Linked DNA regions of Homo sapiens: region 2 is linked to region 1. The links are chromatin loops, found by intact Hi-C in ENCODE. Cell type or tissue: dorsolateral prefrontal cortex. All regions are shown on one strand. Each heading gives the region's core, and the rest is flanking DNA. Links, peaks and the distances in the headings are about the cores only. Region 1 holds the start of LINC01164 (long intergenic non-protein coding RNA 1164). Region 2 has its middle 140 kb from the start of TCERG1L.

What was found. A loop is a pair of places that touch in the nucleus more often than their neighbours do. Peaks named below come from ENCODE experiments on the same cell type or tissue, not always from the same donor. Only the 100,000 strongest peaks of a DNase experiment are listed, where the experiment ranks them.
Region 2: it touches region 1 in a loop (6-fold over the local background); 35 of 110 quality-filtered maps call a loop at or near these places.

What each region holds. Positions count from the first base shown.
Region 1 is chr10:131,780,273-131,795,659 of GRCh38, reverse strand. It overlaps LINC01164 (long intergenic non-protein coding RNA 1164), which reads left to right and starts at 5,461. Exons shown (of 5, transcript NR_038365.1): 1 at 5,461-5,583; 2 at 5,794-6,003. In dorsolateral prefrontal cortex, for the core only: CTCF peaks have their summits at 8,238 and 8,453 (motif pointing right); a DNase peak (open chromatin) is centred at 8,459.
Region 2 is chr10:131,446,819-131,462,205 of GRCh38, reverse strand. No RefSeq gene overlaps it. Among named protein-coding and RNA genes, the nearest start is that of TCERG1L, 140 kb to the right of the region's middle. RefSeq lists enhancers at 7,895-7,964, 7,496-8,040. In dorsolateral prefrontal cortex, for the core only: CTCF peaks have their summits at 7,704 and 7,903; DNase peaks (open chromatin) are centred at 7,925, 8,395 and 8,855; H3K4me3 peaks cover 1,195 bases; H3K27ac peaks cover 1,573 bases; H3K27me3 peaks cover 800 bases.

The DNA of each region.
Region 1 (15,387 bases), core at 4,229-12,228:
ACTCTCACAGGAATAGATTAATTCCCAAGGGAGCAGGTTGTTATTAAGAGTCTGGCTTCCTTGGTTTTCCTCTCTCACTTCCTCTCTTAATGTGTAATCTCTTTGCACACACCATCTCTCCTTCTGCTTTCTCCCATGGATTGAAGCACCATGAGGCCCTTATCAGGAACAACTGCCCAATCTTGAACCTTCCAGCCACCAGAATTGTGAGCCAAATAAACCTCTTTTTTTTTTTTTTTTTAATAAATTACCCAGCCTCAGGTATTCTGTTATAGCAACACTAAATGAACCAAGATATTCAGCAATTGCACCTCTTGGTATTTATCCAGGGAGTTAAAGACTCAGTTCCACACAGAAAACCTGCACATGGTTGTTTATAGCAGCTTTATTGATAGTTGCCAGAACTTGAAAACAACCAAAATGTCCTTTAGTAGACAAATTTATAAATAATCTGTGGCACATCCAGACAATGGAACATTATTTAGCACTGAAAGGAAATGAGCAATCAATCAAGCCACGAGAAGATGTGGAGGAAACTTAAATGAATATTACCAATAAAAGAAGCCAATTGGAAAAGGCTAGAGACTGAATCAATCCAACCATATGACATTCTGGAAAAAACAAAACTATGGAGAGAGTAAAAAGATTAATGGTTGCCAGGGGTTAGGGGGTAGGAGGGATGACTAGGTGGAGCACAGGAAGTTTTTAGGACAGCGAAGTGATTCTGTATGATGTTACAGTGGTGGATGCATACTATTCTACATTTGCCAAAACCCATAGAAGGTGCAACACCAAGAGAGGCCCCTAATGTAAACTGTGGATGTTGGGTGATGATGACGTGTCAGTGTAGCCTGATCAGTTTTAATAAGTGCACCACTGTGGTGGGGGACATTGACAGTGGAGAAGGCTGTGAGTGTATGGGGCTGGGAGGCACATGGGCACTCTTGGTACTTTCTGCTCAGTTTTATTGTAAACCTAAAATTGTTTCAAATGTTAAGCTTTAGTATTTAGAAAGTCTCAGAAAAAGCATGCTGAATTTTTAGATTGGATAATATTGTAAAATAACTTAAAAAAATCACCCATATTTAAGTAATGGTTCTCTAATAGCTATTTCTGGGAGTGTTTTATGTAGCCCACTTCTTCTCCTAGTGGAAAGGTCTTCCTCTCATAAATCTGCATAGATGGATAGTGAGTTAACTGAATCACTTTATTTCTACTCCATTTTCGCTTGATGACTGCTCTGTATTTTTTTTAGAACTCCTGAAATAATACAGACAAATTAATTAAGATGACAAGTTGAGTATGAATATTACATTTCCTTTTTAGTATCGTGATTTGGAGAGACTGTAATTTGAATTTACTGCATTTTAATTCCTAAAATACCTATTCAGTATTTGGGGCGAGGAGAAAAGAATGTTTTCGGGACACATTTTGCTTTAGGCAAGTGGACTTTCTGTCTTGGTAAAGGCTCCCAAGGAGTGTGGGGAGGAAACCTCTAGATGCACCCAGGTGCTCAGCAGCCCCAACTCATGCAACTACTGTGCCTTCTCTTTGCTGTTTCCTGAGCTCGGTCACCCCTTCCTACAGGAAAAAAATGTGACAGAGTGGTCAGCCTTCAGGCCTGGACACAGACCTGGCCCCCAACCCAGGGCTTCCAGAAGGCGAATGGGCATCTTCAAATGCTTTTTGAGGTTTCAACAAGAGTCATGGGAATGATTCCTTTCCACCACGGAAGTCAGAGGCCATGGTGTTTTCAATGAAGTTTGTCTGGAAAAAAAGGTGGAAAAGGGTCCTTGCGGTAGAAGCTTTGGAGTCTCACGTGCCTTTACCTCTATCTCTGTTCATAGTGATGCCGTCCGAACACCATCTAACGGCAATCTTCAGACGGTGAGGTTAAGATGATAAAGGCAATCGTCAGATGGTGAGGTTAAGATGAAGATGTTTCCTTGCTATGGTTCTGCCCAAGGGACAAGATGAATTTTATCCTCTGAGTTCTTGCCCCATCTGGTCCAGGATGTCCAACTGGACTAAACTAACAAAATCAAACCCGGCATCTGGCCAGAATCAGCCTTGAGTGAATGACCTTGTCCAGTGATGATGCCCTGGGTGGGGAGCAGCTCTCGAAACATGCACCAGAGCAGGGCGCGGTGGCTCAAGCCTGTAATCCCAGCACTTTGGGAGGCCGAGGCAGGTGGATCACCTGAGGTTGGGAGTTCGAGACCAGACTGACCAACATGGAGAGACCCCGAGTCTGCTAAAGATACAAAATTGGCCAGGTGTGGTGGCACACGCCTGTAATCCCAGCTACTCAGGAGGCCGAGGCAGGTGAATCACTTGGGCCCGGGAGGTGGAGGTTGCGGTGAGCTGAGATTGGGCCACTGCACTCCAGCCTGGGCAACAAGAGTGAAACTCCTTCTTAAAAAAAACAAAAACAAAAACAAAAAACAAAACCATTCACCAGCTTGTCCTGTTATCACCACTTCCCAAGCCTCCTCTGATCCAACAGACCACGTTGGGTCCCTTCTCATGCTGCCCTGCACCTGCGCACACCTTCATCTGCTGCATGCTTTCAAGTAGAGAGTGCTTTGGTGATGTGGCTGGCAGCCCCGCTAGCTTAGGTGTCCCTGAGGTGATGTGGTCAGCAGCCCCGCTAGCTTAGGTGTCCCTGGGGCAGGGGCCGAGTCTTGCTCATCACTGACCCCAGTACCAAACCCCGCTTGCTCAAGGAGGAGTGCTGGGCGTCATGGCCAGAGGGCTGCAGGCCTGCCCAGCTGCCCCTTATCACAGTCTCTGGGCTCCTGGCTTCTTTGGGAATTTCTGTTTTGGTTTTCAAAGTGTATCCCTTGTTGCTGACAGTTGGTTATTTTTTAAAGGCACAGACATGGCAAGAGTCAAAAGTCCTCCAGGCTGAGAGTGAACACATATTGTGAGGGTGAGCATGCTGGCTTCAGCACATCCAAATGGGGTCCCTCAGGGTGTCCCCCGTCATTTGTGCCCAGCAACTTCCACATGTCTCCCAGGTTCTCCTCGTGTCCTACCCCTCTTAGGTCCTGGACGCCGACCTGCGGGGCTACATCTGTGAGTCTCCTTCCCCTCTGGCTTCTGCTGGGTTTGGCCAAAGGGACCTGGGCAGGGGTGTGGAGAAAGAGAATGGAGAGTGGTCAGAACCTTTATTTTCTGCTCCCTCCCCCGGGGCAGCCTGGAGCTGGCTGCGCCCCTCCCCTGAGGGCTTGGTTCCTGTTGGGCGGTCCTCTGCTCTGGGGCTCACCACAGGACTCCCCAGTTTCCTGTCCCCAGTGGTGGTGACAGAGCCTTGCTGTGATTCCCAGGTGTGGCCTCCCTGACCATCCCCACACCTCTGTACTGACCCCCTTTTGGGACCTTCTGTGAGTTGCCCAATTCAATTGAGTGTCCTGTCCTCTATGCAGGCTGGGATGGAGTTGAGAAAGACCTGTTCGACCCTCATTCAAATCCTGCTTGCTGACATGTCCTCCGCTCTTTGGTGCTGTGGCCAGCCAGGACCAGCTCCCCTCACCCTGTCCCTGCACCCACTGCTACCCAGACGCTTTTCCTGCTGTGGCCACGGAATCTGAATGGCCGGGGTCCTGCCAGCTACATATTAGGGTGGGCTTCCTTGTGTTTGTCTGGGAGCAGTGTGCAGATGTGGATTATCAAAAACCACGTTCTACCAGCAGATCTGGGCTTCAAAGAGCACCTTCTATTGTGTAAATGGAATTGAAAAAGCTCATCATGGAAAACGAGAAGCATTTTCAGCTCCTAAATTAGAGAATTTATGGTGATAAATCAAGAGTGTCTGCTCTAATAATCACAGGAAAAAACATGATAATATGATTTAATCTTAAAATATTTCTAACATAATATTAGAAAAATTATATTTCAGCTAATGTCTGGTTAGCCTGTTGTGAATGTATGCAAATATCTCAGGAAATATTAATATATACTGCCAGCTTTAGCTAATTAAAGAAATAGTTTTAGGAGTAACGGCCTCCTGATAATTTAATCACCGTTCAGTCTTTGCAGATAATTATGGTATTTGTTATTAAGTTCTCTCTGATTTTCCGAGGAATGAGAAATCTGATATAATCTTTTACTATGTGAGCCAAAAATTAAATTTTATTTCATTGTGAAAATTGTTGTGATCTGAAGATTTTAGAGCCAAGCTCCAGAAACGCTTCTCTCTTCTAGAACTGCCCAGTGTTGTGTTTTACAGGACTTGAACCCTGGGTTGCTGAGGAAGTGAACAGCTCTATGGCCAATAAAAGGCAATTAGGCTGAGATAAATTGTTGTGGAACAAATGATCTCATAAGAAGGTTTCCTTATGCTTACGCCTTATGAATAATCTTCTTACAAAGACTTTTTGAGGTATAATTTTAAAAATGATACTAATCATAGCATTTTAAAAAATAAAAAAGTGAAATGACCCAAAGTGTTTAATGATAATAAGATGGCCCAATAAATAACCTGCACTGATGTAATCCACATTAAAGGCAATATGATTCAGTCTTTAAAATTAAATTTTCAAAGAGTTCTTAAGACTGTTGTAGTTATAACTTTAAGTGAAAAAAAAGAGAAAATTATTTAAGTCGGCATGACCAAAAAAATCCATAGAAAAAAACGGAAAGGAAATATATAAAAAATGTTAAGTAGGTCCCCCAGAGTGGTGAAATTATACAGGTTGAGCATCTTGAATCTAAAAATCTGAAATCTGAAATGCTCCAAAATCTGAAACTTTCTGAGTGCTGACATGATGCTCAAAGGAAATGCTCACTGGAGCATTTTAGATTTTAGACTTTTGGATTCAAAATGCTCAACCATTAAGTGTAATGTAAATATTCCAAAATCCAAAACTCAAAACCTTTCTGGTCCCAACCATTTTGAATAAGAGATAACCTGTAGGATATTTTCATTTTCTTATTTTCTACTTCTATTTATTCTCCACATTATGTACCTGGCACATAGAAGATGTTTAATAACTAAGTATTGCTGAGTGAATAGTCAGGATAAGAACTCATTACTTTTTAGTCCATTTTTGGGAACTTAGGTTACAAAGTCTGCAGGGCCAGTGTTGTGGAAGTCACTGCTCTCTCCGACTCTTGGCAGGAAAAAGAGAAGTAGACTGCCTGTCTGCCAATGATGGCAGTCCCTGTGGGATACAAGGATGAGTGTGCCTGGTGCCCTCTCTACTGGAGCTCCAGTCCAGAGCTGGTGATGTGTCGGTGGACAAAGGACCGTGATAAAAGAAAGAATGGAGCAAGGACAGTCATCAAGTTCTCAGGGTGATTTGCTCACTGAACATCCCTGCTCCTCTGAAGCAGGCAAAGCAAGGGGACTTGCCTTGGCCAATGAAATTCAAGTACAAGTGTCATGTGGCAGTAGGGCCATGTGACTTGCCTTGGCCAATGAAATGTGAGCAGAAGTGTCATGGGGCTCTGCTGGGCAGAAGCTAAGAGCCAGCACTTGTTCACCATGTGCTCATTTCCTGTCTCTATGACAGGCTGCCGTGCTCCAGTTTGCGAATGCCCATCCACCTGTGAAGGGCTGAGCCAAGCCCTGGGCACGTGGTGAGTGACAGGCAGATCTTTGTGGAGGGAAGCCTCTGTGATTGCAGGACATTTGTTACTCGGTATAACCCAGCCTGTTCTAACTGACAGTGAACACAGCTCTGATTTACAGATAACACTGTGCTAACAAATCTATCATGTGCGTCTTACATCCTTGAATGTCATTGTAGGTTGGGGGTTGGGGTCTGAGTTCTGGTCCATTTTCCCCAGGCTTCATCTCCTGTGTCAATTCAGGCAAGAGGAAGAGAGAGGAGGAAGCTTCTAGATCCAAGCCAGAGGAGGTGGATGCAGCATCTGCCGCCCACAGCTTTGGGGCCTGGCCCAGCCTCCACCTGGCCGAGACACCCAACCCCGACCCCACCCACATGGGCGTGCAGAAGAGCCTGAGATGGTGCACACTGACCCATGGCAGAGTTACAGGTGACATTTCTTTTGTTTCTACATCCTAAATCTTTCTACAGTAGATGAACGTTTTGTAAGAGGACTTTTGCTGCCAGTTAGAAATGCATATTGCTGATGCACCCTCTGCAAGACCTTCTGAATCCAACGCCCTGGCGCAGTGGTCCTCAACCTTTTTGGCACCAGGGACACGTTTTGTGGAAGACAATTTCTCCACAGACTGGGGGTGGGGATGGTTTGGGGATGAAACTGTTCCATCTCAGATCATCAGGTATTAGATTCTCATAAGCAGTGGGCAACCGAGATCCCTCAAAAGCACGGTTCACAATAGGGATTGTGCTCCTATGAGAATCTAATGCCGCTGCTGATCTGACAGGAGGGTGAGCTTGGGTAGCAGTGCTCCTCAGCCTGCTGCTCACCTGCTGTGTGGCCTGGCTCCTAACAGGCCACAGACTGGTACTGGTTCATGGCTGGGAGTTGGGGACCCCTACCCTGCTGGATGGGGAGTCTCTAAGGTGTCATGGATGCCAGTGCAAAGCCTGTCTCCCCTGTGCCTCCCCTGTACCTCCCCCGCACCTCCCTGCACCTCTCTCTAGCCCTATTCCAGTGCCCTTCTTGGTGATGATGAGGCAGCTGAGGCCAGGGGCTTATTACTTCCCCAATTGCCACTGGCAATGGGGTTCCTCTGTGTGCTGGATTGGCGAGGGGACTAGCCCCCAAATTCTATCCTGAAGGTCTGCTATCTAGAGCTTTCAGGTGTGGTATCAGTGGTCTTAGATGGAGCTTCTCCAGCAGAGCTAGGGACAAAGGCTTGAGTTCAGGCTGTTTCTTTGGGCAGGGGTCTCAGGGCTCAGGCGAGCAGGAGTGAGTTGAGCGAGGGAGGGAAGGAGTGAATGGGAATACCAGATGGCTTATCCAATCGACAGCCGCTTGGAGTGGCTGATGCTGGGCTTTTTGAGACCTTCTGAGGCCCTTTATGAAATGCATCTCAGCACAGTCTCCTTGGGACAGTAAAGGAAAGAGAACTTATTATCTGCTTCTGTCCTGGCCGTGGAGGCCCTGTCTTTGGAGACTTGCATAACTGTGATTGCTGAGCAGCCTCCTGCAGGTGACCCCGGGGCCAAGGCAGGAAGTAAGAGGTGAGCAGATCTCCGAGCCCAGGTGGTGTCAGGTGACACCTATGCAAAGTGGATCAGAGCCTGGGAGGTACTGGGTGAAGTGCGAGGTGAGGCTGGGAGGGTTTTCATGTGGGGTATAAAAGGTATCCCATAGAATTACCTTACATAATGAGGTTTTGCACACGAGATGGGGCATACTCCTCCCTGTTCTGCACCCTGGATAATCCCTGGAGTGTGAGGGAAGGGAACATTTTATAGAATAGGACTGGTGGGAAGGTTCACTGTAGGGGACAATCAAGGAGAAAGAATAAAAGATTTTGCAAAACACCAAGCTGAAGTTTAGCTTCACTCTGTGGCTTTGGCGACCTGACCCCAGAGCACGTGCTGGTCCTGTGAACTTTGATGCTGCTGAGCTTTCCCCCATGCAGTTCCCTGCTTTGAATATGTGTCTTTCACATTGGGGTTGGGGTTACCCATCTCTTTCCTTAGCTGAAATGGCAACTTTTTCTCCCTGCCACCCCTCAAATCAGATAGAAGAAATTGCTTCTTCCTCTTGCTCCCGTAGTGCCTTTGGACGAACACTTGTCATATCAGATTATAATTCTTATATATGTGTATATATGTCTGCTCATTTTCCTTGCCAGGCTGTGGGTCTTTTGAAGGCAGAAATTGTGTCTTAATTTTCTGAGCATTCAGCACCCGGCCCAGTGACCAGTCCAGCCATGTGATAAATAACTATTGCATGGAATTAAATTATCTTGTACAATAATTATATATAAATATGTTTTATATGAATAAGTACAAAAATATATAAATGTTTATGTTTTATATACACATATATAAAACACGTATATCTCCTATATATTTACCTTTACATATCATAACAACAAAATGGAATCAGGGTGCACTTGGTTTGACTTCTTAGAAAACTCACAGTGGCTCATAGCTACCGGTTCCTTTTCACTGTGATTAGAGCCTTTTAATTTGCAACCATCTCAGTGAGATCGAATTCTAGGTATTTTCTTTAAAGCAAGCATCTTCACTCTGTACTGTGTTCTTTCAAAGTTGCATGTGTAACTTTGTGAATGTGCACGTGTGTTCATTTTCCCAGGGAGATCCTCCCACATTTTATCAGGGTTTCAAAAGCATCTATGACCAGTTAAGAAATGCTGCCTCAAGGCTTGTGCTCGGATTATACTTGTCACATGTAGGATTAACAATGAATAAGTTCACATATTTTACCATTTTCCCCTAAATAGATGAGAAAAATATGTTCATTGCTACCTTTACCAAAACACAGTTGTAGCGTGGACTTCACTTTTTGGAACATGACATGTGACACTGTGACCACCACCAGGTGGCAGCAGATTTTAATCACATACTTGGTTTTTGAAATGGTGAATAAATTAGAATTAAAAAAAAGAGTCAAGTCAATAAATTCGAATCTATATAATGCCGGCGATAGATGTCACTTCAGTCAAAACCCAGTGTGGTTTTTTTTGTTATTGCTGTTTCGTTTTGTTTTTGTTTTTTCCACTGCGTTGGCCAGAGCTTTCAGGTGGCACAGGAAAAGGCGAGCCCAGCTCCAAGGACTGTACGGTGTGCACTGACAACACTGTTACCTTAGTCTCCTTGGCCTGGGAACATAGGTTCCAGAGGTTTGCCTGTGCATAACCAAAGTTCCCAGCCGACAAGCACTTAAACTCAGAACTGCCGGGATCCTCAGAACAGAACAAGTCTCCATGCCTCTTCTTACAGCAGGTCATAACTCAGTGGAACCAGTTCCATTGTGATCAATGACCTAGGACATTCACACTGGTACAGATTTGTGTATTTTCTATTGAAAAAGATAATATTCTTTTGAAAAAAATTCAATGTTATCCTTAAAATGTTGACGCTTATGTCTTAAAGACATGACATTTACGGTGATGTTTCTTAGGCCCATTTTTCCTTGTCAGGTGCATGCACGTACCCATTAGTTCCTGCGCAGGATGATAAATGCAGTAAGAGCTTGATGAAGATTTTATGAATGAATCAGCGCAGAACCCTTCTCCTTGGCCAAGTGGATCTGATACACAACAAAGGACCTGACTTCTTCCATTGAGCACATCTGGGGGAATCAGTTTGTTGAAGCTTCAGTGGGGCTACAGATGCACATAATTCCTTCTTGAGAAAGCTCCTCTTGCTCAGGATTGATCTTAAAAAGCAAGAATTAGGGGAAAAGAGAAGGGAACTAACCTTGCTGAATTTTGGGAAATGGGGATAGCAATGTTAGAAGTGAAGGGTAGGCAAGGGCCTGTCAGCCACCCTGCAGGGGAGCTGGGCGGCCAGAGGAGCCCAGTCCACCCTGAGCAGAGCCGTGGGCTGGGAATGCGGCAGGTGATAGAGGGGAAGGGGCTCGTGGTGGCCTGACTCCTGCCTGGTGTGCAGAAGCAGGGAGCACAGCAGCTCTCCGTCCCCTAGGGCAGCTCCGCAAGGTCAACCGGATGAACTCTGATGCTCACCTTTCTCCTCATTTCTACAGTCGCTGCTTTTGTGTAACGTTGGCTCAGCAGCCCTGTAGGAGTTAGGGGGATTGGCTTTGGAGTAACGCCCGGGCTGGGAGCTGGTTCTGCCATTTATTCTCTGGGTAATGTCTGGCAAGTTGCTTCTCTGCATCTCATTTTTTCCTTCTGTTAAATGGGGATAGCAATGGTGTCTGCCTCATGGACGGTGGTGAGAATTAAACCAGGTAATTGACACAAAAGGCCCAGGGGCACGTCTGGTGCATAGTAGGTGGTCAATGAATAGTAAATAGGGTTTTGAAGTGGCTTATTTCGGTATTCTTTTGAGTAGTAGCCAGTGGAGGCCAGATGGCTTCTGAATTATCACAATTGATTTTCTATATGCTCTTGGGTATAAAGTTTCCACTGAATTCAGTGAGCTGCAAGGTGTCACCGAGAAGAAACAGGCCATGGTGGCATCAGTGGCCTTTTGGGGGATTGGGTCCAGCCCTGGGCCTGGAATATTCTGGGCTCTGGAGGAAGGAGTCAGGAGTGCCGTGGGGAGTGTCTCAGCAGGGCAATGGCAGGGGAAGGGGAAAGTCTATAGAACAGGACTGCTGGGCAGTTTCTGCTGCTGTAGGGGAGAACCAAGGAGAGAGAATAAGAGATTTTGCAAGACACCAAGCTGAAGTTGAGCTGCACTCTGTGGCTTTGGTGACCCCAACTCAGAGTGCTTGTTTTTCCCGGGAAGGTGTGGAGCAGGAAGCAAGGGGCCTCTCGGCTCGGGCCAGGGTGTCTGGTTCCAGGCCGGGGTCGGTATGCACGGAGGCGGTGAGTGTGGGCAAGCCACTCAACCTCGCTGGGTCACAGCTGCTGCATCTGTAAATGGCGGTCACAGCGATGACAACCTCTAGTTGTTGTGAGAAGACACCATTTATGACACTTAGAGCAACGTTGGGCCCAGAGTCAGCCCCGCAAAGGCAGGAGGAATCATCAGTCACATTGACACGGACGTGGAGGGATGGGCCCCTCCACTGCACGTAGGTGAGGGGAGGAGCCAGAGGTGATGACAGGGTGTCCACCTGCACAGGATGGGAGGCCCAGAGGAGAGACTGGCTTCGAGGCGGTGGGGGAGGGGAGCTCCTCTGGTCTGCTGGGGTTGAGATTGGGGACCTCTGGCTGACATGGCAGGATTGACTAGATGTGCTGTGGAAATGGGTCCCACTGAGGAAGTCTACAGTGGCCACATTGTGGCGAGGGCAAGGCTGGGGTCCCGTGGGCGGGGGCACTGTCCACTTCAGCAGTCAGAGACATGTGACCAGTTGCTTCACCAACAACCTCTGACTCTCAGTGGCTCCAGGCACAAGGTCTATTTTATTTCTGAAGATGTCAGGCAAGAGTGGGTGGTCAATACACCGAGATGGGTGCACATCATGGGATGGTGAATTTCATGCTTTAACTTGACTGGGCCGCGCACCCAGACATTTTTTGGGTGTGTCTGTGAGGATGTTTCTGGATGGGACCAGCATTGGAACCTGTAGACTGAGTAGGGCAGATGGTGCTCCCTGGTTAGGGCAGCCCCTGCAATCAGGCGAAGGCTTGAGTAGAACGAAAGGGTGGGTCTCCTGCTTTCCTCCTGTCTAATCGCCTTGAGAGGGGACATTGGTTTTCCCTGCTTTTGGACTAGAACTGAATCATGAACCTTTTTCTGGTTTTGAGCCTGCTGGATTTTGGACTGGAACTTACACTGTTTGGTCTCCTGGGTCTCCAGCTTGCAAATGGCAGAACTGGGACTTGTCAGCCTCCATAACTGTGTGAGCAACTCCTTACAATCAATCTCTCTCTCTCTCTCTCATCAGGAAGTGTGGGAATCCTCAGTCCTTTGTCATCTTGGGAGAAAGAATTTGGCCAAGAGACAGTTTATGGAGTTTATTCTCTTATCCAAGAAGATAATTTATGGAAGGAAAATTGGGAGCAGAGGGTTTATTTAAAGGGACAGTGCACTCTGAAAGATGAGACAGAGGGGGCAGCTGAAGGAGAATGAGCTACAGCCCCTGAGGGTTCTACGCTGGGTTTTTATGACTTTGTATTTTTTCCTGAAGTTCCCACCTCTGTCTTAAGGCTCTGCCTTTTTTGGGAGGGTCTAGTTTTGTCATTCCTGTCTTAAGTCCCCACCTTCTCCTCACCTAGTTCTCACCCTGGGCTTCTGGGACCCTCCTTTACTATCAGGCGGTACCCATGCCAGGCCAGTGTTGGATGCAAATTCTACCTAATGGCTGTGTTGCTCATTACCTCCACTCGGGAAGGTTGTATCATGGCCAGATCTGCACTTACTGCGACTGCTTGTCTCTGAGTTTCTCCTTTGTTTTCTTTCCTCTTTATCAGCACGCAGACAGCTCTGCTCTGACAGGTTGACTGTGGAGGGAGTGATGACTGGGTGTCTCTAAGGGGTGTTCCTTCCTGCATCAGTATATCCCCTCCTCTGCTCATTTCCAGCATGCATGTTTCTGGTGGTCCCTGGGGTGTGAGACTTTTCCAGACCTCCCTTTTCTCAGGGGCTCCCTCTCCTGCTCATGTCTAGCCATCTGCCCATTATTTTATTTTATTTAGTAGAGATGGAGTTTCACCATGTTGGCCAGGGTGGTCTCAAACTTCTGACCTCAAGTGATCTGCCTGTGTTGGCCTCCCAAAGTGCTGAGATTACAGGCATGAGCCACCCCACCTGGCCGCTATCTGCCTATTCTAACAGATCTGTCTCTACCTATTGATTATCTATTATCTATCTGTATTAGTTCGTTCTCATGCTGCTATAAATAACTGCCTGAGACTAGATAATTTATAAAGGAAAGAGGGTTGACTCACACTTCCACATTGCTGGGGAGGCCCCAGGAAACTTACAATCATGGTGGAAAGCAGAGGAGAAGCAGGCACCTCTTCACAGGGCGGCAGGAGAGAGAATAACAACTAGCAGGGGAAATGCCAGGTGCTTATAAAACCATCAGATCTTGTGAGACTCACTCACTATCATGAGAACAGCATTGGGGAAACTGCCCCCGAGATCCAATTCCCTTCACCTGGTCCCACCCTTAACACATGGGGATTATGGGGGTTACAATTCAAGATGAGATTTTGGGTGAGGACCCAGCCAAACCATATCAATATCTCTCTACCTACCTATCTATTGATTATCTATTATCTGTCTACCCACCTATTGATTATCTGTCTATCTAATCTATCCTATTGGTTCTTTCTCTGGAGGACTCAGAGTAACACAGACCCAAAGAAGCAGTGCACATGGTAACCTGTGTTCTCAGTGTCCTCACGGGGTGAGGCTCATGGGGAAGGGCTGCTTTCCTCTCCTGTTCCCCACCCCCAATACAGACAGATCTTCACCATCTAGCACCCCTTTTCCTGATTTAGGGTTCAGGAGGAGGACAAGGAACCAGATTAGAGAAGTGTTGTAGGAAAGTTGGAGGAGAGTTGGGTGGGCACAGTGTCGCTGTAGCCAAGAGGCTTTAGGAGGAAAGAAGGGTGCCAGTATTACCATTTCCTCTAAGAGCTCTGAGGGAAGGCCACTGAGTTTCTTATTTGATGGGAATCCTCCAAGAACCTGATGTTCATAAATACGTATTTCCTTCACACTGGGAAAGTGAATGTGCACACTGGCCATTTAGATTAAACTCAAATTCTCCACAGGAAAAACGACAGCTGTTGTTTCCAGTTCCAGAAATAGCTGCACCACTATCCTGTTATTATAGATGAAAAAGTAAAGCACAAAAAGTGTTGGTTTGGCAAATACAAGAGAAAGATGAATAATGATATTGTCTTGTCCCCCCAAGCAAATACTTCCAAGTCTTCAGAAACAAACAGCACAGCAAAGACTTCCATCACTCACTTCTCTGTGGGATTGAAGTCACCTCTAGAGAGTGAGTTATCCCACTCCTGATGGCTAAGCCCCATCACAACTGGAGGACACCATGGCTTAGGAAGAAGAAGCGGGAACGCTGGGCCCAAGACAGAGTGCCACAGCACAGAATTATGCAGAAATGTCACATCGCTGAGACAGAGGCCATAGCTACTCACACCAACTCACAGCTCCCAGGGCCAGGCCAAGGCCATGGTTCCCAGTGAACTCCAGCACCTGGGCTGGTGCCCAGACACTTGGAGACAAAGCCTTGGACAAGATCAAGCTAGGCAGAGTTTTTTGTCCATGGGTAATTCATTCTTTTTCACTTTAATACAGTGGCCCCTTCCTATATCACCTAAAGCCACGTGTCCACATGAAGAATCCACTCATACCTAAGACCAAAGACAGGCATGTGGCTGGGGACACTCTGGGCAGAAATGTAGCATCTTTTGAAGTCATCCAAACTCTTCAAAGCCATCAGGGGCTGCCAGACCTCTGCCTTGGAATTTGAACATTATAGTTTTCATTTGTTTGTATCTTGAACACTCAACCAAGCCAGCAGCTCCTAGCAGCTGGAGACCTTTTCAGCTCACCTCTGTCTCCAAGAAAGTCTGAATCTCAGGGTTTCTTTGAAAAGGAGTCTGTTGAATGTGTGTGGAAGGGGGGTGGAGCAACAATTCGGCCATGTTAGTCTTGTCTCTATCCAAGGCCACGGTCAAAATGGGCATTCAGGGCGCTTCCGGCCCTGCCTCTTCCCTTCCTTCTGGTGACCACACTCACTGGTAGGCAGCCCTGTCCCCCAGATGCCTGCATCCCTCTGTTGTGCCTGCTACTGAAGGCCCCTGAGCAGGACAGCTGGGATTGCTGGACCCCACCCTCTGAACCCTTCCTAGCCCAGAGGGCCCACGAAGATGTCTGATGCATGATATCTACTCAGTCCAATTCAGTGGCACGATTCTGCCCCTGGGAGACATCGGGCAATGCCTCTGGGTGGTTTTGGCTGTTACTAGTGGGGGGTGCTCCTGCCATGTGGTGGGTGGAGCCAGGGATGCCACTCAACAGTGTAAGGGCAGCTCTCCCAGTGCAGAACAATGCGGCCCAAATGTCAGTAGTTCTGACATTGAGTGATTCCGCTTGGATTTTAACCTGAGCCTGTGGACATCTGGGATCCACTGCTCTGGGCACAGCGTACTCCCCTGGGGAGGACAAAAGTCTTACATGGGATTTGGACTTGGAGACAATTCTCTCTAAAGAAGACAAGGTCAACTGAGATTGGCCGGTCCAGGTCATTACTTCCTGAAGAAGGCTTCTCCTCATCCCCTGGTTGGACAGGGCCAGGATTTAGGTCTCTAGAGAGTGAGTCTTGGGAAGAACTCACCAGTCAGTCCTAGTTTGAGTTCTTCCCAGCGTCTGAGGTAGTGGGTTATGCACAAAAAGAGGCAAGTGGCTCTGATGTTAATGGCGAGGCTGTTTGGACACGAGGATGATTGGTGGGTTAGGTGGAGGCATGAGATTTGTCTGTGAAGTTGCAAGTCCTATAACAAGCTGTTTGGGAAATTGATTTGGTCTCCTCCTGCTGAATTAATTGGCTCCATTTGCTCCTTGGGAAGTTAAAGATGCTGCACTCTGCACACTGAAAGGTGGACTAATTAGCAAGGAATGCACAGGTCTTTGTTCTGTGGACAGTGCCTGGCTCTGAATGGCCACGGATTTGGGGCTGTGGCTGTGAGGCTCAGTGGCAGCAGGGGTGTCTTTGGCCCCAGCTCCACATCTACGGCCTTTCGATTGAGGCTGGAGGAATAAGGTTGCTGGGAGAGGTGTGTGTGAATGGATGTGTATGGTGGGGGACCTGGGGTGACCCCCTCCGGCTTTAGGATTAGTTCAGGGTCCCTCAGCC
Region 2 (15,387 bases), core at 4,812-12,811, 330 kb after region 1:
ACAAAGAATGAGAGAAGGAGCGAGAGACAGAGACCTGAGACACAGTGCCATTGGACATAAGAACTCTAAAGCTGGTGTCACCATGCAGAGACAGGGTACGTGAGGACACATCCATGTTGTCATGGGTGCAATAACATTCCTATGACAAAGTCTTGCAGCCATCAAGAAAAAGTAAAATAAGCTCAGGAGAGTTCAACCTAGAATTCCCAAATGTGGGATTACTGTTAGAAAGATAGGATTTTCCAGTGACCTGGGATTAAAGCAGCGCTGCTTCACATCTGCCTAATCGTGCATTAAATACAGCAAGGAAGGGAGGGGCATACCCAGATGGAGACTCACAATGGAGACTGTTTTGAGATGGAAGCAGAGAGAAATAGCTGTATTCACTTTCATCTAGAAGAAAAGAAAAGTGTTCTCATGAGTAAGAGCTGAGTGATTCTGAAATATTCCATGGACTTGAATTTTACCAATGAATAATTTTCATGTTGAATTCCTTGAGTTAATGGGACTTCAGAGCTGGCTGTGGACGTAGAGATCCCTTTGTCAGGCCTCTTCTATTTGCATCAGCAGAGGCAGCCTCAGGAAGATGGAGGAGTGTGCACCCCACAACAGGGCTGGCTCAGAGCTGAGAGGGAAACAGACCAGCTCTACTGACACCCAGCCAGGGGAGTGGACTCAGAACTGGACATGTATGAGACAAGGGTCTCCTGGCATGGTGGAGAGAGGAGGCTCCAAGCCTGCTGCCCCTGAAGCAATCACAAAATGGACAAGTGACCGAAATGACCATTCCAGTGCCCTGGCAGTGGACCAAAGCCTTCCACCAGGCTGAGGTGCACTTATTCATGACCAACGGCCAGGCTCTGGCTAAGGGCAAGGGGGCTCTGAGGCATTCCTGTTCGGGGTGACTCCTGCCTGCTGCCAGCATCCCTGCCCAGCTCTGGTGGTCGTCTGACAGGCCAGGGCAGCTGTGGATTGCCGACAGCTGTGCTGTTGAAGGGGCTGGCTGGACACTGTCTGAAATGAGCAGCCATCCCAGTGGTCAGTGTGCAAGTGTGGCAGGCTGTTCCATGAGTCTGAAACATCTGGTCTGGGTGTCAGCAGTGACAGACTAGCCGGACATTTAACCAGGAGATACAAGAAAGGGTCCCAGGAGATACAAGAAAGGCTCCTGCTAGGAGCCGCGTACAGGAGAGTGAAGATGGAAGCAGGCTCCGTAGACAGCAAAAGTGGAGCAGGCTCAAAAGCTCCCTGAACTTTGAATGCACCTCTGAGCCCACACACATCCATCAGCAGTGGGTGGGGCTTGACTGGGGCACAGTATTTGAGCACAAATTCTGACCCATCATTAGTTGACCACTGAGCTATGCAGATGCAGGGGTGACCCCAGGAAGCTAAGCTGAAAAAGAAATAACAACAATAAACCCCAGACAAGAGGAGCGAGTTCTCACTGGCTGCACACTGGAGGGGCAACAGAGGTCCCAGAGCTGGTCCAGGCAACACCTCAACCAACAGCAACAACTGCCCTCCTGGGGGAAGCCAGAAGCCAGAGGTGCCGCAACGTGCAACCTCACAGATCTGGTGTTACCTGGATACCAAAGCCAGATAAAGCCATCACAAGAACAGAGGATGACAGGCCAGTACTCCTCACAGCACAGATGCCAAAATCCTTCACAAAATGTTTGCAAACTGAATCTTGCAATATATAAAATGGATTTTGGTGACCAGGTGGGCTTCATCCCAAGAGTACAAGGTTGGTTTAACAACTAAAAATCAACTAAGGAGGTAAATAATATTAATGAATGAAGGGCAAAATCCATGTGATTATCTAAGAAGATGCAGAAAAAAGCATTTAACAAATCCATCATTCATTCAGGACTAAGGACTCTTAACGAGCCAGGAATGGAAGGGAATTTACTTAAGTTGATAAAGCCGTTTACCAAAACTTCTCAAATAACATCATAATTAATGCTGAAAGACTGATTGAGGGACAAGCCAAGGACGCCCACTTTTGCCATTGTTCTTCAACAAAGCACTGGAGGTTCTAGACAGCATGGTCACGCAACAGCAAAATTAAAGGCATCAAGATTGGAAAAGAAGTGAAACAATCTTTACTTGAAAATGACACCGTCCTGTATAAAGAAGATACTAAAGAATTCAGAAAAAAACGTACTGAGATAACAAACAAGTTTCAAAATGTTGCACAACAAAAGATCAACAGAAAAACAAATTGCATTTCTATGTATGAGCAATGAGCAATCTGGAAATAAAATTAGGAAAACAATTCCATTCACAAGAGCGTTGAAGGAATAAAATGTTTAGGAGTAAATCTAACAAAGAACACATAAGACTTGTACATGGAAAGCCACAACATATTGCTGAGAGAAATTAAAGGAGAACTAAATAAAGACATTCTATGTTTATGGTGAGAAGACTCAACATCGAGATGGCAGTTCTCCCCAAATTGCTCTGTAAAGCCAAGGCAATTCCTATCAAACTTTTAAAATAGAAACTGACAAGTTAATCCTAAAATATATAAGAAAATGCAAGGAGCATAAAATAACCAAAATAATTTTGAAAAGAACAACCTTGGAAGCCTTACTCTACCTTATATGGAAATTACTGCAAAGCCTTAGAGAATAAGACCGCGTATAGCGGTGTAAATAGAGGCATAGATATCCGTGGAATAGAATTGTGAGTTTAGACGTAAAACCTTACATATTTGATCCAGAGATTTTCAACAGAGGTGCAAATGCAAGTCAGTGAGGGAAAGACAGTCTTTTCAACAAATAATACTGGACCAATTCTACAAACATATGCAACATATGCATATATATTTTCTTATTGCACACCACTCACAAAAACTAACTCAAACTGGATTATAAATTTAATGTAAGAGATGAAATTAGCAATTCTAGAAGAAAATGTGGGATAGGTTGTTCATAATCATGGATTAAGCAAGGAGTTTTTAGGTACACAAATAGAGATATGATTCATAAAAGAAAAATGGATAATTTAGGCTTCATTAAAATTAAAAAGTTGTGTGCTTTAAAAGACATCATTAAGAAAATGAAACAACACAGCATAGACTCAGAGAATATATTTTTAAATTATACTTTATGTAAACAACTTACATCTAAAATACGTAAAGAACTCTTACAACTTGACGAGACCAATACCTGATAAAAATGGGCAAAAGCTCTCAATAGCCACGTCACGTAAGAAAATATGTCAATGGCTGAAAAGCACCTGAAAAGGTGTGCAATGCTACTAGTCATTGGGGAAATGCAAGTTAAATTTGCATTTATAAATGTAAATTGTAATGAGACACACTTGCAAACCTACAAGGCTGGCTATGATGAAAAATACAGGCAATATAGTGTTGTCATGAGTGAGGAGAAGTGGGCCCCCATGCATTCCTGGTGAGAATGTGAAATGGTATAGTCACTTTGGAAACTTGTTGGGCAGTTTCTTAGAAAGTTAAACATGTGCTTATAACATAACCCAGTGATTCACCCCCTAGACCCTCCCCAAGAGAAAGGCATACCTGTGTCCACACAAAAACTTGTACATAAATGTGCACACCAGCATCATTCATAATTTCTAAAACTGGAAACGATATAAATGTCCATAACTTGGTGACATAAATAAAATGCGGGATAGTCCTACAATGGGATACTGTTTAGCAACAAAAAGGAATGAACTGCTAATATATGCTAAACCTCAAACAGGTCAGACTCTCATACATTGTGGGTGAGAGCTCAAAATGAAGATGGAAAGTCAGATGCAAAAGGCTACACAACATGATTCCACTTCTAGGACATATCCGGGGCATCATGTGTGTAATTTATGAGACTGAAAAGAAAGCTAGGAGGTTTTCCGGGGCTGGGTTGTGGGACCTATGATTGACTGGAAATAGGTATGAGGGAACTTCTGGGGATGCTGGAAATGTCCTAAAACTGGTTTGTGGAGATGGTTGGACAAGTCTGTGGATTTACTAAAAAATCACTGCACTGCCCACTTTTTAAGGAAATGCAGATTATGCATCAGTAAAGCTATTAGTATTCAGACAGCATCAAGGTTAATATTTGGACATTAATATTTGGACAGAGGGAACCCCCCAGCTCTGTGGTGCTTGCGATAGCCCATCTCTGGGCGTCATTCTGTGGTCTGAGCAGAGTCTTAACAGCTTCTCGGGACTCCATCATCTCCTATTTGCCCTTTCTCCTTTTTCCTGGCACAAGTCACATGTTTCCCGTTATCTGAGGACAGCGCCTTTCAGGAGGCCCTGCCCGAGCCACCTGCCTCCCTGGCCAGTGTCCACCATGACTTCCATCACTGTCCTCCCTGGCGTGGCCAGAGAACAAGGTACCCAGCTTTGGTGCAAACCCTCTCATCGGCTTGTCTTTTCTGTCTTCTGTATCTGCCATCCACTTTCATCTTCCACTGGTTCTCTAAGGAAGTGCTGCCAGTGTTTTCTGTTATGAAACACACAACGCTATTTCTACACACTGGGGTGGACAAAGGAGGCATCTCTTAGCTGGAGGTGACCCGCCAGGGCACAGCTTCCCCATGTCACACTGGCCTGGCCCATCTAACTCCAGGAAGTCACAGCTACAGCTGGAGCATGACGCCACTGCACCCACAAGGGTGTCCTCCAGGATCCCCCCTCTGTCTGACAAGTGACTTGGAGCCAAAAGGGCAACTTCTCAAGGGACATGGACTCCCCTTAGTGTTAGAGCGAACTCACTTTGTGAGTCAGACAGCATTGCAGACAGCATTCAATTGTCCACGTTCCATCTTTAACTAGAAACTCTAAGATGCTATGAAATAAGCAGTTGTGAGAGGAGTTGAAATGTCAGCAAAGCCCATTGTGAGCTGTTCTGGGAGATGCTCTTGAGAAACACTTGCTATTTCCGAAAGGAAATGAGTCTGTTCCCGCCTTGGGTAACACACTCCCACCCCAGCACATACCTGGAGAGCCGCATATATTAATGCAGCTATCAGGGCTGCAATACCCCCAGTGCATTCAGCTTACATAGATCCCAGGGCCCACATGAAACTCACCGTGCACCCTTATCATGAGAATCACCGCTGAGAGTTGTCTGGGCACACTGAAACCTTTCAAAGGGAGGAATGACTTTTTTTTGTGTTTTTAAATATTAAAAACATTAAGACTAAGACTTCGCAAGAGCTGAAATTCCTCACCTGGATTCCCCTGGGATTGCTCTTGGCCACTTTTGTATTTAAATTGAATCTTCAAACATTGCAATTATTGGCTTTCCGCTTCAAATTTAATACATTTTGTAAAAGCAGCCTTTCTGGAATACAGATTCAGAGATGGATTTTCAAAGCCCAAGATTAAGCTAAGTCTAGACAGTGTGATATTTTGACAGAAAAGCATTAACATGCAGTTGTACATTCTGAGAGTTCAGTCACTTTTCTTTCTTAAGCACATTTTAAAGAAAGTCATCTGTCTAGGAGAGTTTGGAAGCCAGCCCTCCGTGGTGCAGCAGATCGGAGTTGATGGGATGTCTGTCTGTCCATGCAGCAGTTGTGCTTTGATGGACCTGATCCCTGAGGGCCTGCTCTGGGCACAGCTGAAGACGCTGGACCACAGAACACAACAGCGGCGTCAGAAGTGGTTAAATTTCACACCCTTCGCTTCTGAGTTCCCTGCGGCCGCACGGGCATTGATGGGCGGTTCTTGCACTGATACTCTCCTCTTCAGGTCCAGCCCTCCGAGATTATTAACCTCCCAGCACCTGAGCACATTTGAGTTCAATTTAGTGATGCTTTCCAGTATGTTCGCTTTGAAATGCTCCTGTCAGGCATGAGATAAATGTGTTGCTGCAAAATTGATCCAATTGCCTGAAACACTGGGGCTACTTCCTCCACGGAGGGTCACGTTTCACAAAGGCAACCTAGTCATCAGCATGATTACATCATTTTTATATTCAAAACAACTAGTTGAGGTTAATCACCTCCGCATCTCCACATTTGAGTAAGAAAAATTATTCAAATACAACATTTTGCCAGAATTTTTTAAGATGGACAATTGGATGTATAAAAATCTATGTCCTGTTTTAGGAAAGCTTAACATTCAGAGATGTAAACTCACAATCAGAAGCAGTTGTGCTTTGCTTCGTCTAAAAATTCTTTGGCTTAATTAGGACACCATCCAGCAGAAACAGCCCTAGTGGAACACAGCATCGGTTTAGAAAATGTGGCCAGGTGCGGTGGCTCATGCCTGTAATCCCAGCACTTTGGGAGGCCAAGGTGGGCGGATCACGAGGCCAGGAGTTCAAGACCAGCCTGGCCAACATGGTGAAACTCCATCTCTACTACAAATATAAAAAATTAGCTGGGCGTGGTGGCACGCATCTGTAATCCCAGCTACTGGAGAGGCTGAGGCAGGAGAAGTGCTTCAACCCGGGAGGCGGAGGTTGCAGTGAGCCAAGATCATGCCACTGCACTCCAGCCTGGGTGACAGAACAAAAAAAAAAAAAAAAAAAAAAAAGAGAAAAAGAAAATTTTAACTCTTTGACAACCTTGAGGCTGGAAATGACACCAACATACAGGGAGCCCTTATTATAAACTTTGAAACAGAGAGAGAGAGAAAGCTGATCTGAAGTTACAAATAAGCTTTGCAGATATCAGGGTTGCACAGGCCACACATGACACCCCGGCTCCTCCATGGGGTAAAACTAGAGTCCGTGTAGTCACTGGACCACAGCAGTCACTGCAAGCATCCCATTCTCTCCCATGAAGAACTGCGGTGGAGATGACCTCTGAGGCTTCACGCCAGGAACCTCCTGGTCCCCTGTCTCTATCCCGAGACCTCTCCAACCTCCCTACAGCTGCAGGATGATTATCTGCTTCCCGCACGGCAGTTAAAATGGGAGAGTCAGCTCCCGGTTTCATAACAGAGTCCTCATCACTCTCTATCTCAGTCATCTGTACAGACATTTTATCAAGAAGCATGCGACTTTTACTGCCAAGAGTTTGTTTTAGTGAAATTAATTGAACCCAATTATAATCTGAAGTACAATGTTTAGCCACAGTTTACATTTGCGCTGTTGCTTGCAATAGAGACATTTATACTGAGACAGAATGGCCGTTTGACAGTTGGTTAAAGATTTTAGAATAAGCAACTTCCACATAGGCGAAAGCATGTTAAAAGCCAGACAATTATGATAATGGGATGCATATTCATATTCCAGAATACCACACAGAAATGAACCAAAAAAGGCTTTTCTTTTTTTTAAAGCCAAGAACAAGCACAGGTATTTAAATCAAAGTAAAAAGTACTCCAGGAACCATCTGTACCAGGGGAAAAGCCGTAATGGGTACCGGGGCTTCGGATGATTAAAGGTTCTCAGCATATGGGGAGCGACCAGTTACTGAGGGACTGGCTCTGCCGGCAGCTGCCACATGGTGCAAATTACAGAGGCAGGCGAGGCTGGGGAGGTGAGCATGGGCTGTGCTGCTCCCGATGCCCTCAAGGAATCTGGGCCAGGCCAGTGGCTCACGCCTGTAATCCCAGCACTTTGGGAGGCTGAGGCAAGAGGAGTTTCCAAGAGGAGCCCAGGAGTTTGAGACTAGATTGGACAGCATAGTGAAAACTCCTCTCTACAAAAAAATTTTAAAAATCAGCTGGAAGGGGTGCCAGACGCCTGTGGTCTCAGCTACTTGGGAGGCTGAGGCAGGAGGATCACTTGAGCCTGGGAGGTCGAGGCTGCCGTGAGCTATGATCAAGCCACTGCACTCCAGCCTGGGCAACAGAGTGAGACCTGACTCAATAATAATAATAAAAAGAAATCTGAAAAAAGACCATTTTGACTATAAACCAAACACCAAAATGAGTACTTCAAACTTTTAATCCCGACAGCGCCCTCTGGACGTAGATGTGGGTACTACAAACTGCACGGATGGCGGTTCAAACTGAGGCCGTGGGAGGGGCCGAGGGAGAAGCATGAGCAAGCTGGCGCAGCTCTTCCGTGACAGGCGGGGCTTGCCTGCAGCAGGGGGCAGGGTCGCACTGAGCTTCTGGGCTGTCAGGGTCCAGTGAGTCTGGCACGTGCATCTCAGAGCTAGGGACGAGCCTTCACCCGCCACAGCCCAGTTGGATTGAGCTCCGCTATCTTAACTCCCCACAAAGCGTGATTCCGGCCTTGAGAGCCTGGGGGCTGAGGAGCCGATACCCCTAAGGGCAGTCCCAGCTGTGGTGGGTGGAACTCCAGGCAGGGAGGAGCGGGAGGAGCACAGGGGTAGTGAGCACCCCAGGCCGGGGAGGTGGCGCGAGTCAGGGCTGTGCATTTGGAAGACACAGCACTGCCTGGGAGGGAAGAGTGATTGGCAGCTGGAGGTCATGTCCTGGCTGGCATGCTCCAGGGGGTCCCGGGGCACAGGGCAGGGGCGGAGCAGGAAGCCTGCAGTCTGTGGAGCATCCCGGCGCTTCCCTCCACCCGGGAGTCCGGGCAGCACGGCGGAGAGTCAGCGACACTGTGCTCCATCCTCCGGCCATCAGTGGCTGCTTCTTCCCAGGGCATGGGAGTGCCAGCGGGGCCCAGAGCTTACAATGGCAGCTGGTTCAGAGGCCAGAGGGGCCGGGGAGGAGCGCCGCTGCAGAGTTCAGAACCTGTCCCTGCTCTGGGCCTCCCCTCAGGGCCCAGGCCACTGCAGCCCCGCCTTGCAGGGTCCTGTGAAGGTCATGGCGTCTGCAGGGGAAGGCTGAGCAGAGCTCCCAGCTAAGCGGTCAGTCGGGCAGCCTTCGTCATTGCCAGGGTCTGGCTGCTGGTGCTCCGCCTACACCCCCTCCCCTCAGCGCCATCCACCTCCCGCCTCTCTGCGCCTCCAGAGCAGGCCGTTCACAATAGTCTGCATCACGCGATGGCGCCAGGCCACCCGGCTTTGCTCTCTGCGGTCTACGTGCGAGTTCTGGAACTGGCTCAACCCTGCAGATGGGACGGGGCCGTCTTTTCCTTACTCTGGACTAGCATGTGTTCTCACAGGGACACCAGCCTTCCTCTCCTAAATGTGGGAGGCCCTCGGTGCTCACGGCTCTGCATCCACTGGCTTCCCCGTTTCGAACAGGAGCACATGTCTGCACCTGGACACCTGGATGCTGCTGAACACGGCTAGGCTGTGTCCCCACCCAGAATCTCTTCTTGAATTGTAATCCCTGTAATCCCTATAATGCCCAGGTGTCAAGGGAGATTGAATCATGGAGGTGATTGAATCATGGGGCGGTTTTCCCCGTGCTGTTCTCCTGATGGTGAGTTCTCGGGAGGTCTGATGGTTTTCTAAGTGAGTGTTTGGTAGTTCTTCCCACATCATTTTCCTTCCTGCTGCCTTGCTTTCCCTTCAGCTTCCACCACAATTGTAAGTTTCCTGAGGCCTCCCCAGCCATTCCTCTCGTGCAGCCTGCTGAACTGTGAGTCAATTAAACCTCTTTCCTTTATAAATTACTCAGTCTCGGGCAGTTCTTCATAGCAGTGTGAAAATGGACTCATACACTGTCTCAGGATGGCATCCAGGCAGCAGGGACATTGAGGCCTCAGTTGGCTCCAGGAGGACGCAGAAACTTCCTTGTTTTGCCATGGCTGAAGGCACCAGACCTACCTACAGGGCTCAGTGGGGGAGCTCACCCTAAACTTGGAAAATAACGTAATGTGGTTGGCACAATTGCCCAAGAGAAGAGACACTGGAATGATAGCGGCTTAAGAAGTGAGAATACAAATGTACACAGCATGATGTTTCTAAAAAACGACTGAAGTACTTTTCTTTTAGCCTTTTTTAAATGCATGAGTTTTTCCTTGGTGATCGTAAGGCGCCTCTGTCTTGAGTTGCACTGAGTGGTAGGAGAATTAGGGTTTTTTTACAGAAAGAATGTAAAGAAAGCACAGTGTTAATGCACAGCTTCAGATATTCAAAATAAAACTGTGCAATTAGACAAAATGCTTGAAAGCCATGAATTGCCAGAAACAGCAAGGATTTTCTAATGTTAGTTCTGAATTTATGGTGGTGGGGGGTGGGGCAGGGCCCAGGCTTGATTGGTGCAGGTCCCAGGAGTCCTCCCATGCCTGGTGTGGGCATTCTCTCTGCTCTTGGTTCCTGCCCTCCTCCGGGAGGAAGTCGAAGGAAACCTGCGTCTCTGGATGGGGTTGTGATGAAGAGAAGGAGCCTGTGGGGGTGGTGGAGGTCCCAAGGTGGGGCCTCACTAGAGGAGGGAGAGGTGCATCCTCTCAGCGGGGCCTCCTCTTGGGCCTCTGGGCAGCCCACAGCTGCAGAAGCTGGCAGCACAGGGAGCAGGGAGCTTGCCCATCTGTGCCTTCCTCAGCTCCTGGTCACTGAAAACTGCCTGGAGAGGTGGCCGGCCTTTTGTGGGACCTGCTGCTGGAGTGGGAGTGAGGAGGCCCCAAAGCAAAGGCAGTGGGGGGTCCCTTGGGCGGCTGGCTGTCAGCTTCCTCTCTGGCTGAGATAGTTGAGGGAGTCACATCATAAATGAAGGATCTCTGGGCATTGGGGAGCCCTCCCCCAGCAGTGCTGTGAGGTCAGGAAGGCCCTGAGCCCCAAACACCCAGGTGCCACTTTGAGAGGAGCAGGCTGATGGTGGGGCTGGGACCCAAAATACCTGCATCGCCTGGAGAGACACGTCCATCCTTGCCTTGGACGGCTTTACCCTGATTGAGCTAAACAAGGTCAATACTTACGCCCCATTTCTCCAGCAGGGGATTTTGAGGAAGGCCAGCCCAGCTGTGGACCTATCTTCCAGATTCTAGAAGAACTGAAGCCAAATGCCCTGTTTTAGGCCTTAGTCCTTCAAGCACTCAAGCACATCCAGTGATTTTTTATCTCTCCTGGGGAAAGGATAGAAATAACAAATTATAACTGTAAAGTATTAATCTTAAGAGGTTCCACCAAGATATGCCCTTTACTTTTTTTGTTGTTGCTGTCATTTATTTTTGAAATGGGGTCTTGCTCTGTCACCCAGGCTGGAGTACAGTGGCGTAATCATAGCTCACTGTAGCCATGACCTCCTGGGCTCAAGTGATTCTCCCACCTTAACCTCCTGAGTAGCTGGGGCCACAGGCATGCACCATCACACCTGGCCAATTAAAAAAAATTTGTAGAGATGGGGTCTCACTATGTTGTCCAGGCTGGTCTTAAACTGCTAGACTCAAGTGATCCTCCCATCTCAGCTTCCCAAAGTGCTGGGATTACAGGCATGAGCCACTGCAACAGGTCTTGCCCTTCACTTTCCTCTTTTTTTTTTTTTTTTTTTTTTTTGATGAAGTATTGCTCTGTTGTCCAGGCTGAAATGCAGTGGAGCTATCTCGGCTCACTGCAAATTCCGTTTCCTGTGTTCAAGCAATTCTTCTGCCTCAGCCTCCTGACTAGCTGGGATTACAGGTGCCCACCATGACATCTGGCTAATGTTTTGTTTTTTTAATAGATTTGGGGTTTCACCATGTTGGCCAGACTGGTCTTGAACTCCTGACCTCAGGTGATCTATCTGGCTCGGCCTCCAAAAGTGCTGGGATTACAGGCATGAGCCACCGTGCCTGGCCCACTTTTCTTATATAAATTTTACATTGATGTGATGGAGTGTGTGTGCACATGTGTGCATGTGAGCATGTGTGTGCCTGTGTGTGTGCACATGTGTGCATGTGAGCATGTGTGTGCCTGTGTGTGTGCACATGCACACCTTCTCCTGTTACAGCTGCATGGCTGGGTGGGGCTGGTTATCCACAGAACCACCTCTAATGAGACAAGGAAAGCGACTGGCTCTCATGGCTGCCAGTCATTTCTGACTTTGGGAAGCAACTTGAAGGCTGCAGGCTGATGCCTAGTTTTGGACGAAATTGCCTGTGTCCTGCAGGACACAGTCCCCAGGGGAGGACTGAGCTGCTCACACATTTGCTGAAGTAACTCCCACCAGCTAAAAGCTCAAATGCCAACGCCCGTGTCGGACCTGCCTGTTGGGAGTGTTGTTTTGGGTAGAGATTAATCAAGCCCGGTGTTCAGACTTCCCTCGGTGTTGCTGATTTTAGAAGAGTCTGATGATATCTTGCTTGATTTTATCATGACCTTAAAACAATCTCAAGGAAACTGCATTTTCTCTGCACATAGAAGAAGCAGGAGGTGAGCTTGCGGCCTCATTCTATGGCTTTTTTTAAAATCGGAGTCTCGCTCTGTCATCCAGGCGGCTGGAGTGCAATGGTGCAATCTTGGCTCACTACAACCTCCACCTCCTGGGTTCAAGCAATTCTCCTGCCTCAGCCTCCCAAGTAGGTGGGATTACAGGTGCCTGCCACCACACCCAGCTAATTTTTTATATTTTTAGTAGAGACGGGGTTTCACTATGTTGGACAGGCTGGTCTCAAATTCCTGACCTCATGATCCGCCCGCCTTGGCCTCCCAAAGTGCTGGGATTACAGGCATGAGCCACTGTGCCTGTCCCATTCTCTGGCGTTTTAAGATCATTTGAGATTCTTATGAAACAGATGTTTGTGTTTCAAATACCAGCAAAATTTCAAATAACATTTGAGAAACAGCAGGATGTATGGTGTTGCCAACTTTTATTTTCCTGAGGAGGAGCAAGCACTGAAGAAGTGGACAGCCGCACACTCCTACGACTCCCCCAAGACCGGCAGACCCCACAGAGCAGAAGTGACATGGGCTGGGAATAGGAAACAGCTCTCCAGATGAATTAAACCCACATGGAAACAACAACAGAAACAATTGAATCACCATATTGTCCTCATCTTTCTGTTCTGGAGACAAGAATCCTACCAGGGACCCCGGGCAGGAAGTTCCATAGCACTCCCTCCCCACAACCAGGCCAAGGGTGTGTTTGGTGTTCCAGGACGCCCCCAGCATCCCCCTGCCCTGACGACCACTCTCACTGAATGTGCTCTGCAGCCGGGGGCAGGCAGAAGCCTTGGTGGACACTGCGGGGAGGTGGCAGAGGGGCCCAAGAAGTGGGGCCCTGTGGGCACCCAAATCCTCCAGTGATCCCAGAGCAGAGAACATGACAAAGCCCAGCACCCAAAACCATGGGAAGCCCAGCAAACAGCCAAAGTCCAGGGAGCAAGACTGCCGCTGTGCCTGGCGTGGACTCGCCATGTCCTGCGGGGCACCCCTGGGATGGGAGCGGCCTGCCTCGTGGAAAGACCCCAAGAGCCCCTGAGTGTCCCGCACCCCCCGCAGGGACTCGCGGTGACCAGGCCTCGGTTATTCACAGGGAGCTTTACCTTTGGGTTAGAATAATCTTAATAATCTTGCGCTTTGTTTTGTCTTCTTCTTCTCTTTTTTTTTTTTGTTTGTTGTTTGTTTTGTTTTGTTTTGTTTTGAGATGGAGTCTCTCTGTCAGCAGGCTGGAGTGCAGTGGCGCAATCTCGGCTCACTGCAACCTCCGTCCCCCGGGTTCAAGCAATTCTCCTGCCTCAGCCTCCCAAGTAGCTGGGACTACAGGTGCGTGCCACGACACCCAGCTAATTTTTGGTAGAGACAGGGTTTCACCGTGTTGGCCAGGATGGTCTGGATCTCTTGACCTCATGATCTGCCTGCCTCGGCCTCCCAAATTCTGGGATTACAGGTGTGAGCCACCGTGTCCAGCCCCTTTTTCAGTTTTCTATCTGGACAGGCAAGGAAAAAAAAGGCTGAGAGCCTATTGGGACCCTCTGAGCAGGAGGTGCACGTCATAATCTCCATGGCCTCTTGGGCAAAGCGACACTGGGGCTGGCCCTCCCAAGGATCTGGCCTGTTTCTTGAAATCAGGGTTGGTGAATCCAGAAGGACAAGCACACATGTCAAATCGAATGTTTCTGCGGGACACCTTGTGTGTGTTTCTGCAACGCCGCATTGTGGGTTTGGAGGGTCACCCAACAGCAGCGTTGGTGTGAGCTGAATCCTCCGGTGTGTGTTATAGCCGTCTGTGTTTCCGCACGCGTCTGCAAGCTGTATTATGTCTGCGTTTTCACTTCCACTTTATTTTTAGGAAAGTATCATATTGCAGAGAATTTAGAAATGTAGACGTATGAGGAATGGAGTTTTCCCTATATCGTGTTTCATGTTAAAAAATAGAAATTTAAAAAATTAGCTGAATTCTTAATGTTGCATTTAGCTAACACATTTCTTTCAAGAACCTCAAAGCTCAATGCCAGTATTTAAATATAGGTTTTTTTTTTTTTAATCACTTAGTAAAGTGTGAATGCATGTTACAGAGGCTCGTGCCGTACTCTTCCTTTGTGTGGTGATAACACCATTCTGCTGTCACTATTTCTGTGGAACATTGCTTGTTGTTTGGGCTGTGAGAAAAGAAGCTGAATGGAATTTTTGAGAGGAAGCTGAAGTTCATGCACCAACTCAAGTCATCTGTGAGATTTCTCAGAAAGGAAGCACTTTGTGCTATTGACTGAAGGATTGACTGATTCCTTGATCTGGACATGAGGTTTACATATCTAAGCTTCGAGGCTTAGTCAACAGTAGAGGCCAAGTCCCTTTGGGATTAGTATGAGTCTTTTATATGATTTACTTTTATGAAGACACAGCCTAGCCCAGCAGATCCATAAGCAGCTTTTCCCTAGAACACAAAACTCACTAGCATATTATAGAAATTCAATATAAATGATAAATAATAACATACTTCTTTTAACAGTTATAATTATGTAACTTTATATTCTAAATTATGTATGCTGACAATGATAAATCGTATAAAATGCACAGTGGTTTATGTCTTAGGGTTGGAACTTTTTTCCTTTCCTCCCTGACTGACTGCAGTGTCCTCAATGCTAAAATAGGGCTTACTGAGGTAGCTGCTTAAAACTATCTGCAGAATGTTTTAAGCTCCCTTCTGTGGCAGCTTTCAGTCCACACTCGATGACTGATTAATAAGTCACCAGCTCTGGAAGGCAGATACCTCTTACTAATAACTTCTAGCATCATGGACAATGACTTCACTCTTGTGAACTTGGGGCCTGTTTGTCCAAGTCTTCCTACAAATTTGGTGATCACCAAACACATTGATTATATTTGAGTCTCTATCTGGAACTTTGTTAATTGTTTTTCCTTTTTCCTTTCTCTCTCTTTTTTTTTTTTCTTCTGAGGTGGAGTCTCACGCTCTCATCCAGGCTGGAATGCAGTGGAGCCATCTCGGCTCACTGCAGTCTCCGCCTCCTGGGTTCAAGCAATTCTCCTGCCTCAGCCTTCCCGATAGCTGGGACTACAGGCACTTGCCACCCTGCCTGGCTATTTTTTTTTTTGTATTTTTAGTAGAGATGGGGTTTTACCATGTTGGCCAGGCTGGTCTTGAACTCCTGACTTCAAATGATCCACCTGCCTCAGCCTCCCAAAATGTTGGGATTACAGGCGTGACCCACCGCT